Linked DNA regions of Homo sapiens: region 2 is linked to region 1. A link is a contact called in ENCODE Hi-C data. All regions are on one chromosome and are shown on one strand. Each heading gives the region's core, a stretch centred on a gene start or an enhancer-like site at or near the end of the contact. The rest is flanking DNA. Distances are from core to core; before and after follow the strand shown. Region 1 holds the start of PRXL2B (peroxiredoxin like 2B). Region 2 holds the start of LRRC47 (leucine rich repeat containing 47).

Region 1 (6,921 bases), core at 4,276-6,775:
CATGGTGAAACCCCGTCTCTACTAAAAATACAAAAATTAGCCAGGTGTGGTGGTGCGCGCTTGTAGTCCTACTTGGGAGGCTGAGGCAGGAGAATCGCTTGAACCCGGGAGGTGGAGGTTGCAGTGAGCTGATACTGTGCCACTGCACTCCAGCCTAGGCGACAGAGCAAGAATCCGTCTCAAAAAAAAAAAAAAAAAAAAAAAGAAAGAAAAGAAAAGAAAACAGAGGCAACAGAAGCAGAACCTCAGATGTGAGTGTCAGTAGACAGGTATTTTAAAATAACTCATTCATGTGTTACTAAAAACAGGAAATGCCGTCTAACGGGATCTCTGGATGGAGAATTCCACAGCTGATTGGAACCTAAACGAGAGAACCAAATGGACATCCCAGGGCTGCAGGTCAGTGTCATGAGACGGGTGATGGCAGACTGGACCCCGTGGCAGGTGGACCATGGAGGGGAGACAGAGACAGGGCAACAGAAACGGTGCAAACAGCCACTGAAATACCCGTGGGAAAGAAAAGCACAACAGAGAACAGGAGACTTATGTGACTCCGACTCAACAAGACGCATTAGTTAAAAGATCTAATATATGCGTATGGGGCTTCCCAGAATAAGAGGAAGGAAGGAAGGAAAGAATGAGACATCATAAGATAGTGTTAAAAAAAAAAGAATTCCCAGCCGGGCACGCTGGCTCACGCCTGTAATCTCAGCACTTTGGAAGGCCATGGCGGGTGGATCACCTGAAGTCAGGAGTTCAAGACCAGCCTGACCAACATGGTGAAACCTTGTCTCTACTAAAATACAAAAGTTAGCTGGGCATGGGTGGTGGGCACCCGTAATCTCAGCTACTCCAGAGGCTGAGGCAGGAGAATCGCTTGAACCCAAGAGGCAGAGGTTGCAGCGAGCTGAGATCGAGCCGTTGCACTCCAGCCTGGGCAACAAGAGCAAAACTGCATCTCAAAACAAACAAACAAACAAATAAAATAAAAGAATTCCCAAACTGATTAAAGATACCAACCCACAGACTCAAGAAGCCTAGTAGGACTTCTGCTGCTGGCCACGATGCTGCAACTTGTCAATGTAAAATAAACAACAGAGAGACTGGCTCTCCCAAATAAAGTTTACTGGGGGATGGCAGGGGATTGCAATCTGGGATATGCATGCTGAGGGGGACCGTAGGTGTATCTTTCTTTTAGGGGTGGGAAGAGGAAGTCTACACAGATTGTTTTGGAATAAACCTCCCTGGGTACAGGAGCTTATTGCAGGGTTGGTGATTACTCATGGGTAACATGATTGTTGCGGGGGAGATGTCTTCATAGGAGCAGCTGATCTGGAATGTTGTGTGCTGTCGGAGTCCCTGTAACAGTTCTCATCATAGGCACCCGAGCATGAGGGACCTTCCGTTGAGGCCTCCCAGCTCCGTTTTGCTTGGGTCCTGACATAAGTGACTCTGCCTTAGTATTGACAATTTTCACACAGTGGAGCCAGTTTCCCCCATTTGTGCCCCCTCCCCCAGTTCATATGCTGAAACCGAATCCCTAATGTGATGACATTATGAGGTGGGGCTTCGGCATGTGCTTAGGTGGGTAGTGAGGGTGGAGCCCTCGGGAATGGGTTAGTGCTTTTATTTATGTATTTTATTTTATTTTGAGACGAAGTCTCACTCTGTCGCCTAGGCTGGGAGGCAGTGGCATGATCTTGGCTCATTGCAACCTCTGCCTCCCAAGTTCAAGTGATTCTCCTGCCTCAGCCTCCCGGGTAGCTGGGATTACAGGCATGCTCCACCACGTCCAGCTAATTTTTGTATCTTTAGTAGAGATAAGGTTTCACCATGTTAGCCAGGCTGGTCTCGAACTCCTGACTACAGGTGATCCGCCCACCTCGGCCTCCCAAAGTGCTGGGATTACAGACGTGAGCCAAAACACCCGGCCAAAGTTAGTGCCTTTAAAAAGGAGGCCCCCCAGAGCCCCCTCATGCCTTCCACCCTGTGAGGACACAGCATGAAGAAGTGATCTAGGAACCAGGAAGGGGTCCTCGCCAGACCTTGAATATGCCGGCGCTTTGATCTTGGACCTCCAGCCTCCAGAAATGTGAGAAATCAATTTCTGTTCTTTAGAAGCCACCCCATCTATGACTAAGACACCCTCCCACCTTCATGCTACTGAGTGGACAAGCTTACATGAAATGACTGTTTTCACATATGTGGCACCAGGCAGCCCAGGGATGCCGGTGAAATCTCTGGGTAAGTCTCTTTGGCCTCTGGTACTGGCAGCTTCTCCTGTTAAGAGGGCAGTCCTCCACGAGTGTCTCGTGCCCCCCACCTCTCACAGGGTGTGCCAGGAATGCAGGCCCTGAGTACCCTCCCCCATTTCTCAGGGTGGTTTGCCCTGAGAGTCCTCTAGGGACAAAGAGCAGCTTGCTCACTGCTTGCTGCAGAAACAGCTGACTCCCCCAGTGCAGGGCTCCTCAGTGGCCACGCAAACCTACTGACTGTGCAGTGCCCACCCAGGCCTACCCACATGGCACCCGTGGAATTTGGGGGCAAGGGGATAAGACCAAACACACAGGTGAGCACCTGCCTGCCACGCCATGAATGAAAAAGTCCTTTGTCTCTGACCCCGGAGTTTCACGTCTTCTGTCAGCATCCCTGCTGCGGTAACGGGCCAGCTCTTCCTTTGTAAGGAAAGCTAAAACCCAGTCCCAGAGCTGGCACCACCTGGAGGAGGAAGTGCTCTTCCCTGCCCCTCCTTGGCCATGTGACTTGCTCTGGCCAGTGACATGGGAGTGCAAGCGACACATCCCAGCTGTGCATGGCCGCTGGGAGAGTGTGGCATGGTTTCTCCATCTCTCCTCCATGTCCTCCCTTGTCAGGAGAACGGCATGTTCCAGAGAGCCACAGCTTGCTCAGCCTGGACCCCAGAACGAAGGAGGCATCAGAAGCTGAGCCACCCGTGGCCGACAAGAAACCTGAGTGGGAGGGGAAACTTGGTTGCTGTGATCGACCCAGGCTTGCGAGTTGTTTTGGCAACACAGCCTAGCAAGAGCCGACCAATATGTCATTGATGAAAGAAAGTCAACAGGCGTGTAGAAGGAGCTGTCTACTGAGCATGTCTGCACTTTTCTGAATTATGTTGCACTTGAGTAAAAAGTAAGCAAGCCTGTCTATTTACTTTAAATGATGTGTGCCAGATATGTACAGTATGCAGAGTTAAGAAGGTGCCACCCCAAAATAGGCTGCTCTGGCATAGTCACTATTAGGAATTAAAGGCAGTTAAAACAATAACAGGTGCAAAAAGATCATTCTGATCTCTCTTGTGTTTCTTAAAAGCAGAAGATGAAATTCCCAGGTGAAAGATGCTCTCCCTACACTAGAAAGCTCTGATCCTCAAGGATGAGAAGCTGAGACCCAGCAAATGCTGTACAGTCCCTGATAAAATGCCTCTCACCTTTTCAGCCCCCCACATCATCTAGCTGCTTCCTCAAACCTCACTGTTCTCTGTCCAACTCAGCACACGACTGAGTCTGCTTCACTGGGTCTTCACTTCCTTAGGAGGGCTCCTGAGCCACATCCAACTTTAATCAAATACACTGGCATGATGATCTGTCTTATCTTGATTTAACTCTTGGGCCCAGCCAGGACCTCAAAAGGATGGAGGTGGAGTTTTTCAGCCCCTACATATGCAAACACACACATAGCATGTATCTGAGCGGCCACATGGGCTGGCCCTGCTATTTTCTTATGGCTTCTCAGCCTCCCAGCCACCTTCTGCTCTGCATCACTGGAGCTGGGAGGCTGCAAGCTCCTTTCCCACTCTCCTCTGCCCGTTGGCTTCCAGTGAGGCTCCTGCAGCGATGGCGTTGGTGGGAGATGCCAGGCGAGGAATTGATCTCGCATTCTCGTTTCTGGGAACGTCTCTGAAAATGGCTGAATCCCGTCTGGGATCCCAGCTCCCAAGGAGGCGGCAGCTTGCTCACTGCTTGCACAGCCCCAGACGGCAGAGGGGCCCTCTCCTGCACAGCCTGAGACAGTGGAGGGGCCCCCTCCTGCACAGCCCCAGAAGATAGAGGGGCCCCCTCCTGCACAGCCCGAGACAGTAGAGGGGCCCCCTCCTGCACAGCCTGAGACGGTGGGGGGGGGCCCTTCCTGCCCAGCCCCAGATGGTAGAGGGGCCCCCTCCTGCACAACTCCAGAGGGTAGAGGGCCCCTCCTGCACAGCCCGAGACGGTAGAGGGGTAGCCCTGGTCTCTGGGGGCTGCACTCCTGGGCTCTGGAGCTGCCACAGCTCCTCCCTCCTAGTGCTTCCCCTTCCTTGTTTTGCTTTTTGCCCTTTCTGACATAGTGACGACTTCCGTTTCGCAGTCTGGACCTTCACCACCCCAGGGCGAGGGCACAGGCGAAGCAGCAGCACCCCCCCGGGGCCTCTCTTTATTTGGAATACAGTGTGGGGGCTCCCCCTTCCTTCTCCAGCCCGCCCAGGCCCCTGGAGCTGTCCTGGGGCCTGGGGAGTGAGGACCCGTGCCAGCAGCACAGACTCTGCCAGGCCGGGCCCGCTCAGGTGGGAGCCCAGGCCGGGTGAAGCTGTGACCCGGCCCTCACCCCAACTCGGTGACAAAAGCTATCACAGGGCTGCAGTGGGGGAGGAACAGGACGCATCTGCCAGGCACCTGACCCGCAGTGCACTTCTGGGAGCTGTGCTTATCTCCCCGGGGTCTATTTCGCCCCAAGGTTTGGCGGGTTAAAAGCTGATATGCAACCGGCACGACATGAACAGTATTTCATGATTAAAGACATCGCGTCCATGTATAATTGAGATGCTGCCGCATTTGCGGGGATTTTCAAGCGAAAACCAGGCCACGTGGAAAGGCTAAGCCCTCGCACCCCCCCGCCCCCCACTGCTGGGACCCCCGCCCCGCGGGAGACCCCGGCCCGCGGTCCCCTATGCCCGCGACCCCTGCGCTCACCCTCTCCCCTCAACCCTGAGTCCAGCCCAGTCTCGCGCGAGGCCGCAGGGAGACCCCCGCCGCTCCCTGGACCACCCCTGGGCCCACCGTACCCAGCCGCTCCCCGGCGCCCCCCGGGACGACCCCGAGCCGGCTGCCCGCCTCCCGCCGCATTCCGCACAGGCGCACCGCGCACCGAGGGCCGCACCGCCCAGCTCCGCCTGCTGCGCCAATGGCCGACGGGGTCCAAGTCGGCGGCCCAACGGAGAGGCGGGGCTAGGGGCGGGACCAGGACGCGGGACAGCAACTGTCCCGCAAGGCCCGGATTGAGGAGGCGGGAGGGACCGAAGCAGGCGGACCCAGGATTTGGCGCCGCGATCTCGAGGCTTGGCCTGGAGTAGGAGGGGAAACAAGGCGGGACTAGGGGCGAATCCGAGGGGGCGGAGCAGGGCTCGGGGTGCGGTCGGGGGCGTGGCCGGGGCGCGCTGCGGCCATCTTGGGGGCGGGCCCGGGGCGGAGACGAGCCCGAAGGGGCGGGGCCTCGGCGGCAGCAAGAAAGGCGGGACCGGGGCATCTCGGGGCGGGGCTTGGGGCTGGATCTATGAGCCGGGAGCGGGGATCCAGGAGCGAGGAGCCGGGAGCGGGGAACAGGGAGTCGGGGAGCCGGGAACCAGGGCTGGCAGCGGCCGCCATGAGCACGGTGGACCTTGCTCGCGTGGGCGCGTGCATCCTGAAGCATGCGGTGACCGGGGAGGTGAGGCCGGGTGGACGCAGGGCGGTGGGCGCGTCCCTGGCTCCTTGCCCGGGCGTCCTGGCAGCGATGGGGTGGTGGGGGCCGCGGGGCCTGGGCGGGGCTGGGGGCAACGGGGCGCGCCCATGACCCAGCCGCCCGGCAGGCCGTGGAGCTGCGGAGCCTGTGGCGGGAGCACGCGTGCGTGGTGGCCGGGCTGCGGCGCTTCGGGTGCGTGGTGTGCCGCTGGATCGCCCAGGACCTCAGCAGCCTTGCTGGGCTCCTGGACCAACACGGCGTGCGCCTGGTGGGCGTAGGGCCCGAGGCCCTGGGTCTGCAGGAGTTCCTGGACGGCGACTACTTCGCGGGAGGTGCGTCCTGTTCCCCGCCGCGGCGGCGCACATACCCTTCCCTAAGCTCAGGGCGTTCGGGGCCCTTTCCTGCCCAACCCCGGCCCTTCTGTCTGCTGGAGCGGCCTTGATATGCCCACGGGTCAGCGTCCCTCATCTCTCCCTGCCTCCCCGCCCCGCAGCTGGTGGCTGGGTGGTGCCCTGCACAGACCTGGGCCCAGCAGCAGAGTCTGGACGAGCTCTGCCCCGCCGGCTCCACCTGTTGCCTCTGGGACTCAGCCCCTCTTCTGAGGGGAGGGGGGACACTCAGCCCCGTTTTACCCCTCCCTGCCCTGCGGGGGTGGGCTGAGCACGGAGGGTGGGCAGAGGAACAGAGGGTCGGAAGGAGGAGGGCGATTCTTTGTGGTGAGTGGGTTGGGGGCTGGTTCTGCGCCTGGGGCACACACATGTGGCTTCCGCTTTCCAGAGCTCTACCTGGATGAGAGCAAGCAGCTTTACAAGGAGCTAGGCTTCAAGCGGTGAGTGGGGGCGGGAACCCTTGGGTAGCGTGGGGTGGGGGGCCCAGGGGTTCCCACCGCTCCCTGCCACCTCCTCTCCCTGCTGCCCTCTGTGGTGCTGTCCACTCGGGCCTTCCTGGGCAAGGCGGCTCTGGTGGCACTGTTGACCAGCCCTTCTGCCAGGCCTTCTCTTGGGTGCTGGGTGACTGTAATGAGCCACCTCGTCCGGGGCTTACTCTCGGTGTCCAGACCACCTCGTGGGGTGGAGCCTCGTGGCCCATCAGGGGCCATCCTAGCTTTCTGGTGTCTGTGCCACAGGCTGCTTCCTTTGCTTGGCAGTTGCCAGCTGAGCCAGATCCCTGGGCACACCCAGCCTGGGGCCCCATCCATGCTCCCTGCAC
Region 2 (7,038 bases), core at 255-2,754, 1.2 Mb after region 1:
AAGTGAGCCGAGATCGCGCCACTGCACTCCAGCCTGGGTGACAGGACCAGACTACATCTCAAAAAAAAAAAAAAAAAAAAGAAATGTCTGCATAAATTCAAAGACGAAAAATGGGGGAAGAAATGCAGGACTGCCTTAAGGATGAAACCAAAAGAGAAGATGGAGAGAACATCTGGCTGGGTTTAGGTCGTGGTTCTGCCATGTGGCTTCCCTACTTTCTTTTAGGCAACAGATTCAATGGGCACCTGTTATAGGCCAAGCATTATCGCGGGGCCTGGGGATCCAAGATTAATTAGTAAACAGACGCTGGACAATATAGTCTGGAGAAAAACCCAAGTTACCTGCTGCTTACTTTGGGCAGGCCCTTTGGCTTTCTGTAAAACAGGAATAACCACCCCTACCTTGGAAAGCTGCTATTAGGATGAAGTGAAATATAATCTTCAAGATCACAGCATGTGGCATTATGCAAAATCCAGGGTGCCCCCTTCACCACCAGACTCACTCTCAAGTCACTTCACAAGTACTAGATACAAAAAAGACAGGTCTCTACGCTCGATCTACAGGAGAAGCCAGGTTTGCTAACAATTACAAAATAGCGTACCACGTGTAAAAGTCCAGTTAACAGAATGCGGGGGAGTTCAGAGGCCACCTAGTATGTTGGTGTGGCCAGGAGAAGGGGGAGTTGGAAGGCGGCATCTGCTTCCCAGGGGTGATGCCCCCCGCAGCTGGCTCCTTTCAGCCTTGTAGGAATTCCCTGGGCCCAGTGCCCCAGGGGGCGTCACTAGGAACTGCTCGGCCCCGAGAGGGGTTCCTTCTCCAGGGCTACTCCAAGGCCCCATCCCGCCCCGCCCGGGCAGCCCCCGCTGACCTTGAGCGAGGCCAGGTGGGCGATGTCGGGGCTGAGTTCTCGGAGGCAGTTGTCAGCAGCCGCCAGTTCACTGAGCAGGGGCAGCGCGCCGGGGCGAAAGAGCTCGGCGGGAAAGGAGTCTAGGCAATTGCCGGTGAGGTTGAGGCTCTGCAGGCGCGGGGCGCAGCGCGCCAGGTCGGCTGGCAGCTCGCGCAGCCGGTTGCCGCTGAGGTTGAGGCTCTGCAGCTGCGGAAGGCCCGGCGGCTCGGCGGGGCCCAGGCCTTGGCCCGGCGGCAGCGCCTCCAGCGCGTTGCCCGACAGGTCGAGCACCCGAAGGGCAGGCAGCGGCCCGAGCTCGGGGCTCAGGCCGGGCCCCAGCGCGTTGCGCCGCAGCACGAGGCTGTGCAGCTGCGGCAGGCCCTGCGCCAGGCCAGGCCCCGGCGCGCGCAAGCTCCCGCAGCCGCTCACTTCCAAGTAGTGCAGCAGCGGCAGGGTGAAAAGCCGCGGCGGCAGCTGCCCACCCGCCGCCCGCACTCGCTCCTCCAGCCCGGGCCCCGTCAGCAGCAGCTCCCGCCGCCGCTCGCGCTCAGCCAGCTCCAGCTCCGGCCAAGACTCTGACACCGCTGCCGCCGCCATGGCGCCTCAGCTGCTGGCAGGCACCCACCCACCAGGGTGCTTCCGGGGCAGCGCGCGCCACTTCCGACCTGTGCCGGAAAAGCCCATAGAGAAGCCACCTGGCTGCTAGAGTGCCGCCGCGCGTGCCATAGAGGAGAGTGGCCTCTCCTGCGTAGAGCCGGGGAGGGGCTGGAGAGCGGCTCGCTCTCTCCGCGGGTAGGGGTGAGGGTGGGGGTTATGAACCCAAAAATATCTGAGACAGGACTCAATGAAATGTAAAAAGTTTATTTTGCCAAGGTTAAGGACACGCCAGTGTCACAACCCTAGGAGATCGTGACGATGGTGCCCAGGGAAGTTGGGATGCAGCTTGGTTTTGTACATTTTGGGGAGACGTGAGACATCAATCAACACGTGCGAGTGTACCTTGGTTCAGCCCAGAAAGGCTGGACAATTCCAGGAGAGGGCTTTCAGGTCACAGGTAGAGAAGAGACCGGAGGGTGCATTCTTTTGAGTCTTTGTTCAGCCTTTCGCTGACTGCACAATTTATTATGCATGTGAGACGCGGGTAGAGGAATAGTCGCTTATGCTTTAGTCTGGCTTACTGAATCTTCATTTCTACGTAAACAGTAGAGCAAAGGAAGCGATCAGATATGCATTTGTCTAGGTGAGCAGAGGGATGGCTTTGAGTTCAGTCCTTTGTCTCGCACCTGTGAAGGGAAGCTATCAATTTGCATTGCCAGGGTGAAATTCAACAGAACTGTTTTAGGGTAAAGATCTTGAGGCCCACAGAGAATTTCTTTGTGGGCAAATTGTGAGGGAGGTGTGTAGCTTTAAAAATATGTATTTGTAACTATCTTATTTAGGAATAAGACGGGAGGCCGATTTGCCCGAAGCAGTTCCCAGCTTGACTTTTTCCTTTGACTTAGTGATTGTGGGGTTTTGAGATTTATTTTCCTTTCACAGGGTGGGGTGCGGGCGGATGGAGGAGCCAGAGTCTGTGCTCTACTGTGCCCCGACCGGCTTGTTTTGGAATTCCTGCACTTTTGAGTGGTGTAAACCAAAACCAAAATTCTTTTTTTTTTCTTGAGACGGAGTCTCGCTCTGTCACCCAGGCTGGAGTGCAGTGATGCTATCTTGGTTCACTGCAACCTCCGCCTCCTGGGTTCAAGCAATTCTCCTGCCTCAGCCTCCCGCTGGAACTACAGGTGCATGCCACCGTGGCCGGTTAATTTTTATATTAACCGTGTTAATATAATTTTTATATTAACCGGTTTTCGCCATGTTGGCCAGGCTGGTCTCGAACACCTGACCTCAGGTGATCTGCTCGCCTCAGCCCCCCAAAGTGCTGGGCTCACAGGCACAAGCCACCGCACCCAGCCCCCAAATTCTTATTTATTTATTTATTTATTTATTGAGACAGAGTCTTGCTCTGTTACCCAGGCTGGAGTGCAGTGGTTCCAGCTCGGCTCATTGCAGCCTCAACTTCCCTGGCTCCAGTGATCCTCCCACCTCAGCCCCTGAGTAGCTGGTACCACAGGCATGTGCCACCACGCCTGGCTAATTTTTGTATTTTTTGTAGAGCTGGGGTTTTGCCATGTTGCCTAGGCTGGTCTCAAACCCATGAACTCAAGCAATCCACCTGCCTCAACCTCCCAAATTGCTAGGATTACAGGTGTGAGTCACCAAACCTGGCCAAAAAATAAAATTCTAGAGGCTGGGCACGGTGGCTCATGCCTGTAATCCCAGCACTTTGGAAGGCCGAGGCGGGCGGATCACCAGGTCAGGAGATCGAGACCATCCTGGTGAACACGGTGAAACCCCGTCTCTACTAAAAATACAAAAAAAATTAGCCGGGCTTGGTGGCAGGCGCCTGTAGTCCCAGCTACTCGGGAGGCTGAGGCAGGAGAATGGCAAGAACCCAGAGGGCGGAGCTTGCAGTGAGCGGAGATTGCGCCACTGCACTCCAGCCTGGGCGACAGAGTGAGACTCCGTCTCAAAATAAATAAATAAAAATAAAATAAAATTCTAAGCCCCCCAACCATCTGAGTGGACCCCTCCTCTGGGCCAAGGGCATTCCCTAGTTAATCTGAAAAACTAGTTCAGGCCATGATGGGAAGGGTCGGATGTGGAGGGGTAGGGGTTGGACATGCCTCATTATATTCTCCTCCCTTTGGGAATTCAGGCCCACCTGACCATCATTAATATCAACACAGACTTTAAGACTGACAAAGCCAGGCCAGGTGTGGTGGCTCATGGCTGTAATCCCAGCACTTTGAGAGGCCATGGCGGGTGGATCACTTGAGGTCAGGAGTTTGAGACCAGCCTGACCAACATGGTGAAAACCCATCCCTACTAAAAATACAAAAATTAGCTGGGCATGGTGGCGGGCGCCTGTAATCCAAGCTACTCGGGAGGCTGAGGCAGGAGAATTGCTTAAACCTAGGAGGCGGAGGTTGCAGTGAGCCAAGATTGCACCACTGCATTCCAGCCTGGGTGACAGAGCGAGACTCCATCTCAAAATAACAACAACAATAAAAGACTGACAAAGCTGACTCTTTGTAGCAATGATACCAAATTCTAGCCTGTTTCTAGTAGAGCATTATGTGACTGATCAAGGCCCTGAAGGAAATTGAAGTATTTTACCCCAAATTATATTTCCTTGCTGTATCTTAAAACAATCCTGCAAGGCTGCCTATTGTGGGGGAAATCCACATTCTGAAGATAGTATCCTTGCTTTGCTAGGCCTTTTTCCTGATCCAGGAGAGAATCAACTCTGATAATAAATAAATAAACAAAGAAAAAAACAAAAACCATTTACAGGCCGGGCGCGGTGGCTCACTCCTGTAATCCCAACACTTTGGGAGGCTGAGGCAGGCGGATCACCTGAGGTCAGGAGTTCAAGACCAGCCTGGCCAACATGGTGAAACCCCGTCTTAACTAAAAATACAAAAATTAGCCAGGTGGGGTGGTGGGCGCCCGTGATCCCAGCTACTTGGAGGCTAGGGCAGGAGCTTCAACCCAGGAGGCAGAAGTTGCACTGAGCTGAAATTGCACCATTACACTCCAGCCTGGGCAACAGAGGGAGGCTCCATCTCAAAAAAAAAAAAAAAAAAAAAAAAAAAAAAAAAAGAACTTCCAGGGGCTAATTTTGAAGGAAACCAGGCTCAGAGACCCAGATGTGGATCCTACTGCTCTGGGGCAGTTAGGAAGAGTGAGCCCACCACTACTGGGCCAAAGTCAGGATGATGCAAGCTGGACCTTCAGACAGGGTGTTACTCGAGATCACCTTCGGAACAAGACATGCAGCCCTGCACCCCCCTGCACCCCCTTGCACCCTTCTGCATCCTCCTGCACCACCCCCACATGTTTCCCACACCAAGTTTTCCTTCCAAAACCTCTCACTCAGCCCAGAAGACAGAGGGTCTCTTGGAGGCATGAGCCCAGCCATGTCCCATCGGCTGGCATTTGTTTAATAAACGGCTTTCCTTCCACCACACCTCGCTTCTCATGTTTTTGGTCTTTGAGCAGCCACGCTTGAGCTGGTTGCAGATCTGGTGCCTTGTGTGAGGCACTGTGTTGTGAGTGGCTCAGCCTGTGTACCTGGTTTCCAATGAAGGCAGAGATTGGCCACAGCAGTCCCAGGATTTACCCACTCTTGCTGTCAGGCAGGACAGCAGCTGCTTGAAAATGCCAGCTGCTCATGGCCAGCTGACCCCAAGGCTAGGACCTTAGGGAATTCCTAGTGGCTGCCGAGACTGCCTTTGTCTTGGGGATTTTCCCTTCCCTCTCCTTCATGACATCAGCATCTCTCATGCTCTGCTGGTGGGAGGGAAGCAGTATGTGGGATGTGAACTGAAGTGCACCTGGAAATCCTCTGCATCTGCCATCTGGGGCTCTAGCTGTCTAGAGCTAGTATTGGTAGTCTGTGGTGCCACCTGGGTCTCTGTGCCATCTGGACCTAACGCAGGTAACTCTGTGGTGCCGCCTGGGTCTCTGTGCCATCTCGACCTAACGCAGGTCGCTCTGTGGTGCCGCCTGGGTCTCTGTGCCATCTGGACCTAACACAGGTCACTCTGTGGTGCCGCCTGGGTCTCTGTGCCATCTGGACCTAACGCAGGTCACTCTGTGGTGCTGCCTGGGTCTCTGTGCCATCTGGACCTAACGCAGGTCACTCCATGGTGCTGTCTGGGTCTGGGACAGGACCTCAGGACTTTGCTCCAATCTCCCCTCTGTTTGGAGGGATCTGTTTGGAGGGCTGTGTCTACATTGGATCTATTTGTGTTTGTGTCTCTGTTTAGTGTTGCACCCCCCTCTGAGGGTGCTTAGGCACAGTCTGCATCCCAATGGCCAAGACTAGGTCCATCTGGTTGTCAGAAAGTAGCAAGATAGGCTGCCCCTCTCCTCACTAGGTGTATTTGTACATTTTCACACTGCTGATAAAAACATACCTGAGACTAAGAAGAAAAAGAGGTTTAATTGGGCTTACAGTTCCACATGGCTGGGGAGGCCTCAGAATCATGACGGGAGGTGAAAGGCACTTCTTACAAGGCGGTGGCAAGAGAAAATGAAGAAGATGCAAAAGCAGAAACCCCTGATAAAACCATCAGATCTCATGAGACTTATTCACTACCTTGAGAACGGTGTGGGGGAAACTGCCCCCATGATTCAAATTACCTCCCACCTTCTCCCTCCCACAACCTGTGGGAATTATGGGAGTACAATTCAAGATGAGATTTGTGCTGTTATGACCGTCCTTGAAGATTTCCCTGAACCAGTTAACATTGTCTCTGATTCAGCGTAGGTACTACATGTTGCTCACAACAATTGAAACTGCCTTAATCCAATTTCTGCCTGATGATGACCTATTCTTTCTTTTTCAAAGGTTTCAGTCTGTGCCCAGAGCAAGGTCTTCTCCTTTCTACATTACTCACATTTGGGCCCACACACCCCTCCCCGGACCCCTCTCGCAGCAAATGCTAGAGCTGATACATTAGTTACTCCCGTTTTTACAGATGCAGGTGGAGGAGTAGAGTCTTCTCTAAACTCCCCCGGGGAAAGGGAGACTCCCTTTCCCGGTCTGCTAAGTAGCAGGTGTTTTTCCTTGACACTGACGCTACCACTAGACCACGGTCTGCTTGGCAACGGGCATCTTCCCAGACGCTGGTGTTACCGCTAGACCAAGGAGCCCTCTGGTGGCCCTGTCCGGGCATAACAGAAGGCTCGCACTTGTCTTCTGGTCACTTCTCACCATGTCCCCTCAGCTCCCATCTCTATATGGCCTGCTTTTTCCTAGGTTATGATTATAGAGCGAGGATTATTATAATATTGGAATAAAGAGTAATTGCTACAAACTAATGATTAATGATATTCATATATAATCATGTCTATGATCTAGATCTAGCATAACTCTTGTTGTTTTATATATTTTATTATACTGGAACAGCTCGTGCCCTCAGTCTCTTGCCTCGGCACCTGGGTGGCTTGCTGCCCACATCTCCCCCCTTTATATTAACTAGGATCACCATCGCCATCATTGCTTGTCATTGACTTCGGACTTGTTTTCGGACTCCTTGGAG

What was found. Hi-C counts contacts between places; a loop is a spot of excess contacts on that map. Pooled maps may share reads with other maps.
Region 2: a pooled map shows a loop between it and region 1 (9-fold over the local background). The contact joins the promoter of LRRC47 here to the promoter of PRXL2B in region 1. A Hi-C loop is called at or near these places in 2 of 37 single-sample maps with no recorded cell type and 7 of 50 pooled maps.

Annotation. Positions count from the first base shown.
Region 1 is chr1:2,581,252-2,588,172 of GRCh38, forward strand. PRXL2B (peroxiredoxin like 2B) reads left to right here and starts at 5,526. Exons shown (of 7, transcript NM_152371.5): 1 at 5,526-5,697; 2 at 5,840-6,044; 3 at 6,490-6,541. The coding sequence starts at 5,635. It overlaps LOC100996583 (a long non-coding RNA gene), which reads left to right. Exons shown (of 4, transcript NR_121638.1): 2 at 309-399; 3 at 2,119-2,244; 4 at 2,874-3,283. RefSeq lists an enhancer at 6,334-6,921.
Region 2 is chr1:3,794,994-3,802,031 of GRCh38, forward strand. LRRC47 (leucine rich repeat containing 47) reads right to left here and starts at 1,505. Exons shown (of 7, transcript NM_020710.3): 1 at 869-1,505. The coding sequence starts at 1,483. RefSeq lists a silencer at 1,067-1,276 and an enhancer at 1,392-1,686.